Linked DNA regions of Mus musculus: all the other regions are linked to region 1. Evidence: chromatin loops called from intact Hi-C (ENCODE). Cell type or tissue: heart. All regions are shown on one strand.

Region 1 (5,000 bases):
TTGCCACATGGCTTCTTACTGAAACTGCTCCAGCTGACCTGGCTGGCCAGCAAGCCTCAGAGATCCCTGACTCCCCCCCGTGCCCAGGGCTGGCATGGCATGGCAGGGACATACCATTGTGTTTATCTGGGTTCTGGGATCTGCACTCAGGTCCTGCTGCTTGCACAGCAAGCGCTTTACCCCCTAACCTATCTCCCAGGCCACCCCACCGGAGTCTCAGTAAAAGGAGTCACGGAAGCCAAGAGCTTAGAGCTGTACACTGCCTGTAGCCAGCCCAGGAGATGCTATTGTTTTTCTGTCCTTGATACCAACTGCAGCCACTCAAAAGAAATGGCTGTGCGGTGGGCACCCTGTTAGGCATAATTTTATCTTCATAGAAACTCTCTGTGCTACCGACTTTTCGTCCCCAGGCATAGATGAAGAAAGTGAGGCATGGGGACCATTTGCCATCCGCTCAAGGTTACATATTAATGTGTAATGGACATGGAAGTCTAACTCAGGGCTGGCTGGCACAAACGCTTTTGCTTTTCGCCACAAGGTACCCTGAGCAAACAGAAAAACAGAACAAGAAAAACCCTCGTCCTAGGCATGTTCCAGGCCTCCTGAGAAGACTGCCCGGGAGCTCTTTCAACAGCCAACATGTCAGAGTCGTGGCTGTGACATTGTCAGGCGATTTCTTTAAAGGATTCTTTTGTAGCTCTAACTAGATCGTGGAAAGTTTATTTTCCATAAAATCTTGATGTGTTTTCATAAGCCTTTGTGTAGCTTACGGGCCGTTCTGTTTTGCCTTAGCATTTAAAGATCTGGTCTTCCTTTAAGGGCACAGAGGCACCTTCAAAATCAAACCGATCAATGTCATTGATTGGCTTTGCTGCTGTGTGCAAAAGACATTTTGTGAAGGCTTTCTGTGCCAGCTGAGCCTGCGACCATTGATGGCATTTGAGACCCATAGGGTTTTGGATGAGGGGCAGTGCATGATAGGACAATCCTGTGCACTGCTGTGGGAAGCGAGGTGAAGTTGGGGTGCGTCTTATGATGGGAACCGTGCAAGTACAGAATCCCCGAGGCTCCCAATTCTCTCATTCTTCAAGAGAAGCCTGACCATCATACTTCACCTGATGATCTGTCCCACTAGAGTGGAGTTGACTCTGACCTGCTCCTCAGCCAGGTCTCTCCTCCTGGCTTCTGAACCTTTTCTCTTCCCCCGCCCCCAAAACCACAACAAGGGAAGATTGACAGCTGGATGGAAAAACCCACAGTGTGGTCCACAAATACAGACAGGGCCAGACGTGGGGGAAGATTCTCTTTCCTTCTCTGTTTGTTCAGAGATAAAGAGGCCCATTCAGTCCACATGGGGTCCAGTAATTTAACCATAAACTACATTAATGGATGCCAGAAAGTGACTGCCCTGCTTGGGTTGAGTCCAGAGTCAGGCACCTCAGGTTCTGAGCCCTCTGTGCCAAGTGTCCCCAACCCCTCCCTTCCAAACTGTTACTTTCTAAGCATTTACTCGGCAATTTCAGAGCCATGGACTTTTCTTTCTCTTCTATTTCTTTCTTTCTTTTTTTTTTTTTAAATAAAAAAAATGGCTTCTTATATTTCTAATCATTGGTGATCCTGGAGTTTCAGATCTGACAATCCCCGTTCCAAAGACAAAAGTTCTTTTCTCTTCTCTCCTCTCCTCTCCTCTCCTCTCCTCTCCTCTCCTCTCCTCTCCTCTCCTCTCCTCTCCTCTCCTCTCCTCTCCTCTCCTCTCCTCTCCTCTCCTCTCCTCTCCTCTCCTCTTCTCTTCTCTTCTCTTCTCTTCTCTTCTTTCTCTCTCTCTCTCTCTCTCTCTCTCTCTCTCTCTTTTTAGTTCTTTACTGGAATTCTTCATTCTTTCCCATCCACCCCAGGCCCATTTCTCATTTCCTCAGGAAGCCATTTAGCTAGAGGCGTAGGGAAAGTTGCCTAGCGCATTTCATCAGGCCCTACAGACGCTCACATACCCGGGCAGGGATCAAGCACTGAGAGCACACACAGCCTTGCCCATGGGCATTTCTGCCTGGGGACAGTTAGAAGGGCTCTCACCTCTACTCACACCAGCTTACTTTCAGGAACCGCTGGAAGTGGCAGGGTGGCCCTGCATGTCTCCTTCACAAAGCTTCCACGGGGTCACTGGACAGGACGCTTCTGTGTGCTTTCCAGGGTTCTCTTGGAAAAGCACCTGCAGAGACCATCTGGGGCGCTGTAGCGGGAAGTTGCTGCATTCTGTAACTTTTTCAGACCTTTACTTTGTAGCTGAGTTTCATCTCCTGGGAACAACAGTCTGGCGGACAGGCTGGCAAGCCCTCTGTTCTATGCTCTGGAGGAAGGATTCACATCTCCAGGAGGAGTAAATAGATGAAACCCAAGAGAACAAATCAAGTGTGTTTTTTGGTGCTAACTGCTAGGAAGAAATAAAACATTTATAAAAATAAAATGTTTTACTATAACGACCAATTTCCATTGTGTTTGCAAAAAAAGTGTCCCTAATACTCTGGAATCAGTTGTTTGTTGCCAGGCATCAGTCATCCCTTGGGGGACAGGGGATCCCTTTGTCCTATCTACAGCAGGGAGCCTACATCTTCCCCCAAAGGTAGGCTAAGAATTTTCACCAGCAAAGATCTGGCATCACATGGGTTGCACTAACTCCTGGTTGGACACCATGTGACAGGAGAAAAAAATAAAAGTCTCTAGGGGGCTTGAAAATATTCTCCACTTTATGATCTCCAACAAATGGAGAACTTGTGAGAAATATCTGTGAGGCAAAGAACAACCAGACAGAGTAGAGTGTTTTCAAGTCCACGGAAAATCAGAAGGCATTCTCGTGCCCTTAATGTTTCAGCATTGGCCACTGTGGTTGAGATCAAATCTAAGCCTTCTAAATCCTAGAAGGACCGTGAGCCTTGAGGGAAGGCTGCTTCTCCTTCTGTTGGCCCACATGCATCTTCCTGGGGTTTGAGAAGTGTCCCACATTTCTTGCTTTGCATTTGATCCTTCCCACTGAATTAGTTGGTGGGGGAGCCTCCAGGAATCAGGTGGAGCTAGCAGGAATCAGCAGAAAGCCCTTCAAAGAGCCTACGCTCTGCTCTGCCAAGCAACCAGCAGATGTCAGCAGCTCATCTACTTTTGGTCCCTGGCAGAGGTACAGAGCCCACCAAGAAGGAAGCCTGGGGCTGACACCAGCTGTTTTTTAAGTCTCTGGCATGGGTTAAGGAATGGGTCCACTCTTAGGTGGACAACTGAAGGCTAGGGGATGGCTTACTTCAGGGGAGACAAGCAGATGACATTCATGCAATAGTTTCTTGCTCTTCACACTTGAATGGGAGTTTGTGGTTTTTTTTTTTTTCTTTCTTTTTTTGTTTGCTTTTGTTTTTAATATTGGTTTTTGGTCAGTCCCATTTACAGATACCAGGACTTGTCAGAGAATTAGACAAGCTTTGTTGGGAAACTTTCAAAAGTTAAAGGTAATTAAATTTGCTTTCAAATATGATTCCTTGCCCTTTAAGATCTGTTTTTGAGGAGGATCCCACTAGATTCTCGAGAAAGAATGCTTAGCAAGAAAAATTCGGCTTGAAAATTCCAAACAAAATTTCAAACAGGAGGTCCAAAAAAGATGTGTGAGGGATGGAAGTCAATTAAGACCAGCTCCTGAGATTGGTTATTTAGTTTACAAACCCAGGGTAATCCCTCAGTCTAATAAATGTGAGACCAAATACCACTGGTGAATTAAACATCAACACAGCTAAACATGCCTTTGGTTTATGGAGGAGAGCTCCATTCTCATGTGTGCCCATAGCAAATACACCTGTCAGCATGTGCTCCTCAGAAGCCCAGGGTCAGGGTGAAAAGACAGTAAGATCGCATTTATTAAATGTTCTCCAAGCTGGGGAGCATGTGTGCCCATGTGTCCGTGGGTACACACAGGCTTGTGTAAATTTGTACCTATTGTGCTTGTGCATTCATGAATGTGTTTGCATGTGCCTGTGTGTGCATGTTTGTGGTTGTGCATGCGTTTGCATGCCTGTAGGTGTGTGTGTGTGTGTGTGTGTGTATAATATCCAGTGTCTTTTTCAATTGCTCATCATCCCTTTAGACAGGGTGTTTCACTGAGCTTGTTATTCATCAATTCAGCTAGGCCAGCCAGCCAGAGAGCCCCAGGAGCCTCCTGTCCCAGTCTCCCCAGCACTGAGACAACAGGCACAAGTTGCCACGCCATGTTTGGCATTTCATGGGGTTCTGGGAGTTGAACTCCGGTCCTTGTGTTTGCTTGTGCTGCTGAGCAGGCCATTCCCTGAGCCCTGGCCCACTCTCCTCTAGTCAGCCCTAGTGTTTCTTGTGTTTGCTGTGCTGCTGAGCAGGCCACTTCCTGAGCCCTTGCCCACTCTCCTCCAGTCAGCCCTAGTGTTTCTTCTCCTGCTTTGCCTTTTCACGCTCCTGGCTTTGTTGTCACGGAGTCTGTGCTTCAGGGTCAAACCTTCATGGTTCACACCATTGTTGGGCAAGTCTCTGCGGGGCCGGACTTGCAGGGGAAGGTCAAGTGACTGCTGTTGTAAGAATCTCTGGGGAAATCTAGTTGGCATTACATGTAGGACACAGCCCCCGAGGGCTGGCATTTAAGGTCTGTGGGGGTCATCTTCCATGCTCATAGACTATGGCAACAGCGCCATCCCCAAGGCTTGGTACATGGCTCAGGGAGTGATGATTTACTGACTGACAAACTGCCTTTCCCAGTGGCTCTTCACATCTCTCACCGACTCCTGGCATCATCACCCTCCCACATTTCTTGTGATCACTTCCAAAGCTCTTCGGTTCCCTTCCCAGGTCGTTCCTAGAAACTGCCTTCCATCTCATTTAGATTCAGCTGGTGCTTTAGACTCTGGCTCCTGGCTGGCGCCTTCACACGTTACTCCAGCTTAATGTTATTTTATGTCTCTTAATTCCTCAAGTGCCCAGCGTACCACATCTTTCATTCTTTT
Region 2 (5,000 bases), 83 kb after region 1:
GGAAAGAAACCCAGAGCTGGGTACAGCTCAGTGGTGCGGTATTTGCCTGGCCTGCATGAGGTTTAATCCTCAGTACCACTACAACAAAACAAATCAAAAAACAAAAAGCCTCAAAGAAGCAAATTAATGAAAAGATATAGTTTTAAGTAACACAAATCTTAGAAAACATTTTATGGATGAAAAAAATCTATGAGAAATCATAAAATAAAGATACCAGTGAACTAAGACATCTTTCTGACAAAACATGCTGGGCTCTGCATGCTTTTCCACTACTTATTTAGATTTAGTTTACATTCTCTCTCTCTCTCTCTCTCTCTCTCTCTCTCTCTCTCTCTCTCTCTCTCTCTCTCTCTCTCTCCCTCCCTCCCTCCCTCCCTCTCTCCCTCCCTCCCTCCCTCTCTCCCTCCCTCCCTCCCTCTCTCTCTTCCTCCCTCCCTCCCTCCCTCCCTCTCCCTCTCTCTCCCTTCCTCCCTTCCTTCCTTCCTTGCTTTCTGACCCAGGGTCTCATGTAGCTCTGGCTGGCCTTGAACTCAGCATGTAGTCAGAGAAGATTTCCTTGAATGTGTGATCCTCCTGCTTCTTCCTTCCTGGGTGCAGCGAGGATCCAGTCCTTTCTATAAAAGGCCGGTTGACCAGGCAACCAGTTCCCGACCAGCTGTGTCTCTATAACTGAGGAAAACCATGTGTGGGGAGCCAGTAATGTCAATGTAAATAAAATGGGTTAAGAGAGTTACTGGCTGCTGGTTTGGTTATTGGGAATAGGGTCCTCTTTGTGCAAGATGAAGCAGCTTGCTAACTTTCTGCTTGCTCTGGGCAGTGCACACTCAGAGGACCGTGTCGGGTAAAAGGCTTCTTGGAGCTCCTCCGATACTGGAGCAGCTCCTGTTTTGATGGTGGCTCCAGAGGTCAGTGTGGGGTAACAATGGCTATTCTGAGAGAATGCTGAGGTGTTCCACCCACAGGTAGAGATCTCACTCATGAAAACAGAGCCTCAGCTCTCTCTTCAGAACCCCTCTCCACCTTCATTTACCTGAGGAAGGCAGCATCTTCCTGATGTTTGGGGGGGCGCATCGGGGTTCAGGATTAGGATCATGACATTGCCCATATTTTAGGCACCTCCTCACACCTAATGGCTTTCCAATCACTAATAAACATCTGCAGAGAAGCCCTTAGTGACAAGTAATCCCTTATCTGGGTTTCTTTTAATAGAACCCAACAATCTCTACAGTGAACCCTTGAGTCTCCTCAGCATCAGGTGCAACAGTCAATCAAGTCACTGGAATGCAAGACAATGCAGGCGGCCGGGGGCGGGGGAGGGGGGAGGCCAGGCCTTTGGACATGCCACAGGGGAAAAACAAAAGGCTTCCAAAGTCTTTGGCAGACCTAGGAGGCTATTGTGGGAGCTGGCTGGCCAGAGTTCTTCAGGAGGGGACAGTGGAAACTTTGCTCTGATAAAAAGGCATCCCAGCCTAGGAGCCTCACCCCAAATAGTCTTGCCTTGACATTTAGAAGACAGACTCATGATGAGGTACTTGAATACACTGGCTACTCTGAGGGGAGATGACCAACAAGCATCTACCAACTCCATCCTGATTGTCTGCTCTCGTTTACTGATTGATCAGAGTGAGCGGGGGCTTGTGGGTTCCTGAAGGATGGAAGAAAAGAGTTTACATCTGCGCAGTACACAGCTGGGCAGCACACACATGCAGTGGACTGGCTGGCTGGGGGGGGGTGTTTTGTGCTCTCTCTCTCTCTCTCTCTCTCTCTCTCTCTCTCTCTCTCTCTCTCATAGGATTGAGTGGCAAAGACATCCCCCTCCTGTCTTCCTCCTCCTCTTCCCAGTTGCTTTACCTTCAAGGGTGATTTGTTTTATTAAACTGGCCGTCCCCAGTCTCTGCAGTCCATAATGAAAGCCTGACATAGCAGGCTGCCTGCCTTCTGTGTCCTGCAGACACTCATCATAAGTGTCAGGACATACCAAGGTTAGCGGTCACTGGAAGTGTGCTCGCTGGCCCAAACCTTGCCAAACGCTCTTGGCAGCTGAATGAATGTCACAGAGAATAGAGGGGGGAATTACAAAGGTTAAAAAGAAGACAGTCTCTCCTATTTTCTGGAGACAGGGAAGCTGATTTTTCACACCTCTGAAGCATCGGTCAGCTCACTCACTAGCCTCTTGTAGGGGAGGAGGGGGGACCATAACCCTGCCCTTTGCTCAGGTCCCAGTGGACAGTCCTCCATTCTTGATCCCCTTCAAAAACTGGCCCACTGGCCTCAGCTCACCAATGGAATCATCTTTACTGAAATGGATAGAAAACAAGCCAAGCATTGCCCCCTCCCGCCCCTGCAGCCCCAAGAACCCCAAGAACCACCGCCCAATGGCCGCTTCAGCCTATCACCAGGTCCCAGTCTTTGTAAGGAAGATGTTTTGGACACGTTGTCTTGTAAGCTAATCCCCAGCCCCCACCCCAAACTTCAACATGTAAACGGAAGACGCGTATAAGGTTGACAGGAGTGGCTGAGAGGGGAGAAAGGAGAGCCCCTGCTTGCGTTCTGGTGAATCCGTTCGTGTGTGGGTTTTCTTTCTTTCTCCTTCCCCACTTTTTTTTTTTTAATACTATAAAAGGGCAATAAAATGCTGACTTCGAGAAGACAATGTCAAGGAGAAAAGGGTGCTGGTATTTTGGATACTCTTCACTGCTCGCCTTGGAGAGAGTTATTCCTGTCACAGGCCTTTTGTCTGCATCTGCTGACTGGCTTGCCCATAGCCAGCAGCATACTTTAACTGTTTTGTCACCTCCTAACATCACATGCATCAGCTGTTGGGCTTTTGTTACGGGTATTGTAGAACTAATCCGCTGTGGTTGTTCTACTGTGCAGTAAATAAAACAGAAACCCGGCTTCTCAGACCGCTCTGCATGAATATTTCAGACAGCTTTTTACAACTCCGGGACTCACCAAATCAAATAAATAAATAACTCCCCCACCCCCAGCATCCCCAGACCCTCCCCATTGACTGAAACAAAACCCCTCGAACTAGCCGCAGATGCCTCTGAGTCACAGGGACTGGAGCTGGCAAACAATTGCAAGTTGAAAGAAAAGTGGTCTCAACTTCGGGGGCACCGCTGAATTCATATTTAAGAGGAGAGTTAAATACATCTGAGGCACAGGGCTGGCTAGGCATCTCGGAAAATCTGCAAAGCCTTTTGGGGGGGGCTTATATAATTATATATTTTTATATATTTTACACACACATGTAAGTATGTTTCCATATATATATATCCATATATAAAATGTTACAGTTACTCTTAATTAATCTTTGGGCCCTTTCCATAATGTGTAACCTGCACAGAGATGTGCTGAGAAAAATCAGACTCTAAAATGTTCTTCAAAACTAAACACACAGCGTGAACCCTCCATATGTATGAACACGACAGTTCACCAAGCAGAGACACCAAAGCATTTCCCAGACGACTTCTGAACGTCTTTGGAAGAGTTCAGAGGAAGAAGGGCATCTATCTCCCCAACACGGGCATGCCTGGGACACAAAGGTCCCATGAAAGAGACCAACGCTGAAGTTCTTTCCGAGCCTTTCACCCTGGTGGGCACATGACTCCTCTAAACAAACTCGCCCATCCCTGCTGTTTGTTAAGTAAATATTGATCAAGGAGAGGCCTGTCTCCTGACTGCAGTGGCGTAAGCTGGGGACCTGTACTGCTCAAGAGTGGGCTTAGATGGATGAGCTCAGATGGGGCTGTACTCTTCACAGAGACTATCAGCCATAACAGATACAGAGACCGTATGGTTGCTCCTTGCCTCTTTCTTGGTCACCCTAACTCCAGCCAGGAGCAGAATCAAGAAATCATGGACCTATGAAATATGGCCACACGATGCCACCCATGCATGCGGTTGTGCTGTGTGGACAGCCCAGACTCCCCTGCCTTTCAGAAGACTGGGAGGTTTGGATGCTATTGGTGAATTGTGGGATTCTCTCACCCTTCTCAGAGTGGACAGAAACTTCAGAGCACAGTTCTGCCTCCTGGGAAGCGTCTTCCCATGGTTAATGAGCATGCGCAGAGCCTGGTTTTGAGTCTGCTTGGGTGACATTATTGGCTGGGTCCACACATGGGAGAAAGATGCTTTGTATTTTATTTTGCTTATTTCATAACTGGGACTCAAAGTCTCACCTTCTGTAATGTCAGGGGCTGAATGGAAGTGTGTTCTTTCTTGGGAAGAGACAGTTTTGAGTCATCTTTACAGTCTGAGTATGTATTAGCCCTGAGCACCGTGATCTAAGAGTAAGGCGTCCTGTTTTGTGTGTGTGCGTGCATGTGTGTGTGAGTTTGTGTGTGTGTGTATGTGTGAGACAGAGGGAGGGTTGTGTGCATGTGTGTGTGTGTGTGTGTGTTTGTGTGTTTGTGTTTGGGGTGTGATAGAGAGAGAAAGGGCCAACTGGCATGTAAATGTGATTAGGATGTCCTGGATGCTCTCTCTACCTGTGTGCAGGCGGGGGCAGCCTCCAGAATCACACTAAAGGGAGGTTTTCACAACAACTAAAATTAGGCCTAAATCCCCCTTCCCTCCCTCTGATGCTGCAGGGGGCATTCAACTTTCAGGCCCCTTGGAGGATTCAATTACTTTAATACTTGAGTAATGCGGGGTCCCAAGAGTGAACCTATCTCCTAGCTACACATTTAGCTACTTAAACATCTGAAGAATAAATACTCTTAGGAATTTTTTTTTAAAGCAAAAATACACATGCACACATGGAGTGGGAGGGGGCTGTGTTTCCTTGGTTTAAGCAAAAGAACATATGGCATAATAGTCTCGTCTTCCCCCCACCCCCCTTTTATTTTAAAACAAAGCTACAAAAGAACAATGTTCTGTTGAGCAAAATTCAGTAGCATTCTGTAAACATTAATTTAAGAAAATCAATAGACTCAGTGAGCTAAAGCCATATTACAAGATAAACTGGCCAGAGTGCCACTTTGTCAAATAGATTT
Region 3 (5,000 bases), 480 kb after region 1:
ATGGAGGGGAGGAGGGATGGAGGGGAGGAGGGATGGAGGGGAGGAGGGGAGGCCACTGGCTGGGCTTTTTGCATGCAGACCTAGCCCAGACACAACCAGTAACAGTAAACAGAGCGGCTAGCTCTGGTTCCACTCTGAGGCCACATTGCCTCTACCCACCACACTTAATCCTAAGGAAGCCACCATTAAAACAAGTTGTACTTTGCTTTTGTTTTTTTCCTAAAAAGCTTTAGAGCCCAGACAGTTGATCATTCTCCCTTGTCCTGGGGAGACACTGAATCAATGACCTCTTCCGACAGCTCTCAGATGGGTTTTTTTGGGGGGGGGGTAAGCCTGGAGTTTTACATAAGTGCAGCTTCCAGGTGGGAGGAGCCCCCCCCCCATCCTGACACCTGCTCTACATATCTGCACACACAAAGCATCAGAGAACCACCCACATCCCTTTTCACAGTGTGTCTCAGTGTTCTGAGTCAGTGGATCATAGAGAGAGCCAAAGCCGATTCACGGCGATTCTTGAATTTCTTTTATCAGAAAACATGCTCTCTCTGTTTGCTTGACATATATTCTTGGAACGCAATATTAGGAGAAAGTAAGAATAAACACACATTTCAAAGTCACTTCAGAAAGAGTTGGACGCAATCCACCACCCCACGTCATTTGTCTCTGCATATTCAGAGCATCCATAGATAATGGTAAGACAGAAACAGCTGGCTCAGCCAGATGTTGGCATTTGTTAACTGCAGCCATTTCCCTGTTAGAATACCAGATGTCCCTACTTGGGGGGATTTTTTTTTCTTCCTCTGGAAAATAAAATATCTAGTGAACTGCACAGTAGTTTCTCCAAGAGTGTTCTGTGGACTACTGGTGCCCCAGTGCTGCAAATTTCAGGTTTCTTCTTGAGCCACTGAACAGACAGTGAGGGCAGGGCTCAGAGTCTGTGCCATAGCAAGCTTCCTGGGCTAGTCTTCTAGAAACCAGATATCCCAGGCACAGGTCATCCCAATAGGTGAAGGAACCATAGTGTAGAGCCAGGCTCCACAGCTTGAGCCTTTGCCATGCTGTTCAGAAAACAAAGTGCTTTGATCATTCTGAAAAGTAGTTTGACTAATTCTTATAAAGGCTAACACGGTGCAACCCAGGGAGTCTGCGCCGAGGAGAGTAAGCCCTCACCTACATACTTACGTACCCAAGAACCCAAGAAGAAGGCCACACAGGGATCTCTGCACAAATGTTCCCAGCAACTTTGTCCATCACAGCCCCAGACTAGGGAACTGAAGCAGGAGTGGAGAGGCCACCTTGCAATAGTACTCCACGGTGTAAACAAGGTGAGCACACAAAGGGGCTGAATCTCCAAGTCGCATGCTAAGTGGGGAAACACAGAAGAAACACCCGGGTGAGGGTAGGGTGGGGGGGACTGACTTACAGTGGCAGAAGGTAGACCCCTACAAACTAAGGGTCAAAGCCAGGGGCTGACTGCAAAGGGGCTGGAGAGGACTGTCAGGAGATGAAAATGCCCCGCCTTGATACCATGCCAAGACACATTCCAAAGCACACTAAATGTTCTCTCAAAACGGAGCACCTTGTTGGACAGTTCTAACTCAACAAAACTTAGTTTTATACATTTTTCTCACGTTTAGGAAGAGTAAACAGCTTTAGCCAAGCGCCTTAATATTCCTGTTCCTCCCCCACCCAGCAGTACAGAGTCACAGATATTCCCTGTGCCTCTCACCCCAAAGCTCCCTCCTTCCCAACTTTGCAAATCTAGAAGCCCACTGATTACAGGCACATGTCTTCGATAATCTAGGCAAGTGGCCAGTTGTCCTAGGTGTTCACCAGGCAACATGGTCCATTGGCAGGACACAGGTACAAGGTGATGTGCTCACGAAGGAGTTAGATGTCTTCTGCAAACAGCCCATACAAGGGTATCTTTGCTTGGGTTTCATTTTTCTTTGGTGAATGTATTTCAAATCCCCCTGAAGAGTCGAACTCAACTGGGGATTTCTACTGTCTCATACAAAGGGGAGCAGACAACTTGAACTGTCACCCTAAGTCTCTCAGGCACGTAGCACCCTCTATAGGAAGCAGGGGGCCCCTTTACTTTTCTGTATCCCATGGTCATAGGGCCTTCATTCCTATGTTCAACAAATTCTTATTTGGCATCTATTTTAAATATACGCCAGGTGCACAGGACGCGGCTTGGTTGTGCATAAATGAATAATAAAGATTTTTCTGCCCTTCAAGATCTCAAGGTTTGTTAGGAACATAAACACGTTAGAAAAAAATGCAATAAAAGCAATAGTTTAGCTTAGTCGTTTGAGAAAGGGTCTCACTGTGTAGCCCAGACTGGCTTCAAATCTCAATCCTCCTGCCTCAGCCTCCTGAGCACTGCAATTAGAGGTATGCGCAACCATCATGCCTAACTAAAAGCAATATATTCTAATGCTATTCTCTAAGCATGTGCCAAGTGTTGTGGCCTGGCTTTTGCTCTCATGTAAGAAAGGTCCTGCATGGGAAAGGACAGTTTAGATACATGGGAAATAAGGAGGAGGAGGAAGGAGAGGAGGAGGAGGAAGAGAAGGAGGAAGAAGAGGAGGAGGAAGAAGAGGAAGAGGAAGAGGAGAAAGAAGAGGAGGAGAAAGAAGAAGAGGAGAAAGAAGAGGAGGAGGAGGAGGAGGAGGAGGAGGAGGAGGAGGAGGAGGAGGAGGAGGAGGAGGAAGTGGAAAGAGTGGACAAGCATAGAATCTGGATAGAAGGCAGTATACAGAGGAATGAAGACTCATGGTGCTGAGGGTTAGGACTTGCGCAAGCAGCAAGTTCCTGAACAAGAGAACTGACACCATTTAGGGCACAGGCCTCTATTCACCCCTTGCTGTGGGTGCACACATCCTCAGGGTTGTTCTTGTTGACTGGAGGAGACTCGCACAGAGACCTTTGGGCCTTTGCCTTGTAAGGAGGTGGTTTTCTGGACTACAGATGTAGCACCCTCCCCTTGCCTCAAGACATAGCAACTTCCATAGGGCAATTTGACTCCACAGCGCCCCCTGGAAGTGGACTGCAACTGCCCACCATGACATCCTCTGGTTTCATCTCAGGAGCCTGATGGTGTTCCTGAGAGCTGGCCATCAATCCATCAGTTCTGTGAGACTCTTCATCCCATGGCCTGCTTTGAGAAAACCTAACCTAAGACTCCAACCTGAGACCGTGTGCTTCCTCCTCCAGAGAAGGCAGCATGCTGCTGCTCCACCCCCTCGCAGTGTTACCTTGGCACCAAGGGCTGCTGTGGTAACTGAGCTTATTATCTGCTCATTTGCTTTCGTTTCTCTGTCCTTACCGTTGCAGAGCTGCGCTTCCCAGAGCACAAACTTGCTAGGAAAGGAGCCCCTTGGCTGTAGCTCCAGTCTTGTAGCCTCCCCCCGTGTCCCATACTCTCAGCTTCACCCCATCTTCATATTTCAGTTTCCAGGGCTCCTTGCTCTAGCTCCTTGACTCCATGCCTATGTCTTTGTGTCTGGTCTGGCGCAAGCTTCCAGGCCACCATCCTGCTATATACTGAACAAGCTCCTATGGTTCCAGTTTGCCCAACTTCCCATCGCATGTCCATGCCCCCAGCCTCATACTTCGCTCTGAACTCTACTGGCGTCATAGCCACCAGCATCAATTCACACAACAACCCAGCTAAGCAGGTCCAGTCTCACTTTCACTACAAATTATCTTCCAGGTTTACACTCGGTGTTTCCCTTTGTAAAGCACAGATTAGAGTTATAGGGAGGGCTGGAAGCCACACAGTGGCTCAGCCAGGCAGGATGACTGACTATGTATCTGTAACTCAGGAGGTTTATCTAGAGTGGGGATAAAACTTCCTTTTTCCGTGGCTCTGGAAGTAAACATAAGATGCTAGCTAGTAGCAAGAAGCCCTTGGCTAATTAGACTCAGGGGCACTTGTCATACCTGTTGCTACCAACACGGTCTCACGTCCTAGCTTCTTCTTCTTCCTTTTTTTTTTTTTTTTTTTTTTTGACAATGCAAAATCGCAACAATCAAACAAAATTGCAACCAAGTCCTCTCATCCTGGGACTGAAGTCCACTTCCGTCCTTGGATGAGCATTTCCTCTTACTGCATTTTCAACCCACAGAAATGCTGTGAGAACCAAACCAACACACAGGCATGGGCAGATGGAGAGCCTGCCTGTGTAGCCCACACTAGCAACGTGGCGTCAAAACAGCACCCGGTTCCATTCTGATTTCCATCTTATTTCCTTTCTTTCTCTGTTTTCTTTCTTTCTTTCTTTCTTTCTTTCTTTCTTTCTTTCTTTCTTTCTTTCTTTCTTTCTTTCTTCCTTCCTTCCTTCCTTCCTTCCTTCCTTCCTTTCTTTCTTTCTTTCTTTCTTTCTTTCTTTCTTTCTTTCTTTCTTTCTTTCTTTCTTTCTTCCTCTTAAGAGTCTTACTCTATAGTCAAGATTCACCTCAAATTTAGGTGCCTCTTACTCTTACTGCCTCACCCCCGCCCCCCCCCCCATTCAAAGGTCATCTTCCCTTTTTTGAGACAAGGTCTCATACAGCCCACACTGGTACTGAACACAGCATGTAGCTGTGGGTACCCTGAACTCTTGATCTTCTCACGGCTTCCTCGCCATGCCAGGATTGCAGGCATTTTCCACCATGTCTGGTTTATACGAGGCTTGGGGTTGAACCCTGGGTTTAGCTTCTGCTACACACACACTTACCCAAACGAGGTCTATTCCAAGCCACTCAAAATGTGGCAGAGTGGGCTGGACATGGAGCAGATGGAAGGTCCAGGGCTGGAGGGATGGCTCAGTGGAGGAACTTCCATCTGCTCCATGTCCAGCCCACTCCGCCACTATCCATCCTCCATAGTCCACCCGTCACAGTCCCTTCCACCCCCTCTCATCCCTCCACTGTCTGTCCCCCACAGTCCACCTCTTCCACCATGTTCCTTGTCCCTGATCACTTCCCTCTTTCCCAGAAAGGACACAGTGGGG

Evidence for each region. Hi-C counts contacts between places; a loop is a spot of excess contacts. Peaks named below come from ENCODE experiments on the same cell type or tissue, not always from the same donor. Only the 100,000 strongest peaks of a DNase experiment are listed, where the experiment ranks them.
Region 2: it touches region 1 in a loop (2.9-fold over the local background); 4 of 42 quality-filtered maps call a loop at or near these places.
Region 3: it touches region 1 in a loop (6-fold over the local background); 3 of 42 quality-filtered maps call a loop at or near these places.

Annotation. Positions count from the first base shown.
Region 1 is chr1:190,042,864-190,047,863 of GRCm38, forward strand. It overlaps Gm39736 (a long non-coding RNA gene), which reads right to left and starts at 2,287. Exons shown (of 2, transcript XR_865850.3): 1 at 2,071-2,287. In heart, a CTCF peak has its summit at 3,116 (motif pointing right); no DNase peak of the experiment used is centred here; H3K27ac peaks cover 1,398 bases.
Region 2 is chr1:190,126,076-190,131,075 of GRCm38, forward strand. The region is part of intron 4 of Prox1 (prospero homeobox 1); the gene reads right to left. Among named protein-coding and RNA genes, the nearest start is that of Prox1os, 42 kb to the right of the region's middle. In heart, no CTCF peak of the experiment used is centred here; DNase peaks (open chromatin) are centred at 2,016 and 2,836; H3K27ac peaks cover 4,305 bases.
Region 3 is chr1:190,527,255-190,532,254 of GRCm38, forward strand. No RefSeq gene overlaps it. Among named protein-coding and RNA genes, the nearest start is that of Gm30815, 64 kb to the left of the region's middle. In heart, a CTCF peak has its summit at 2,067; no DNase peak of the experiment used is centred here; H3K27ac peaks cover 167 bases.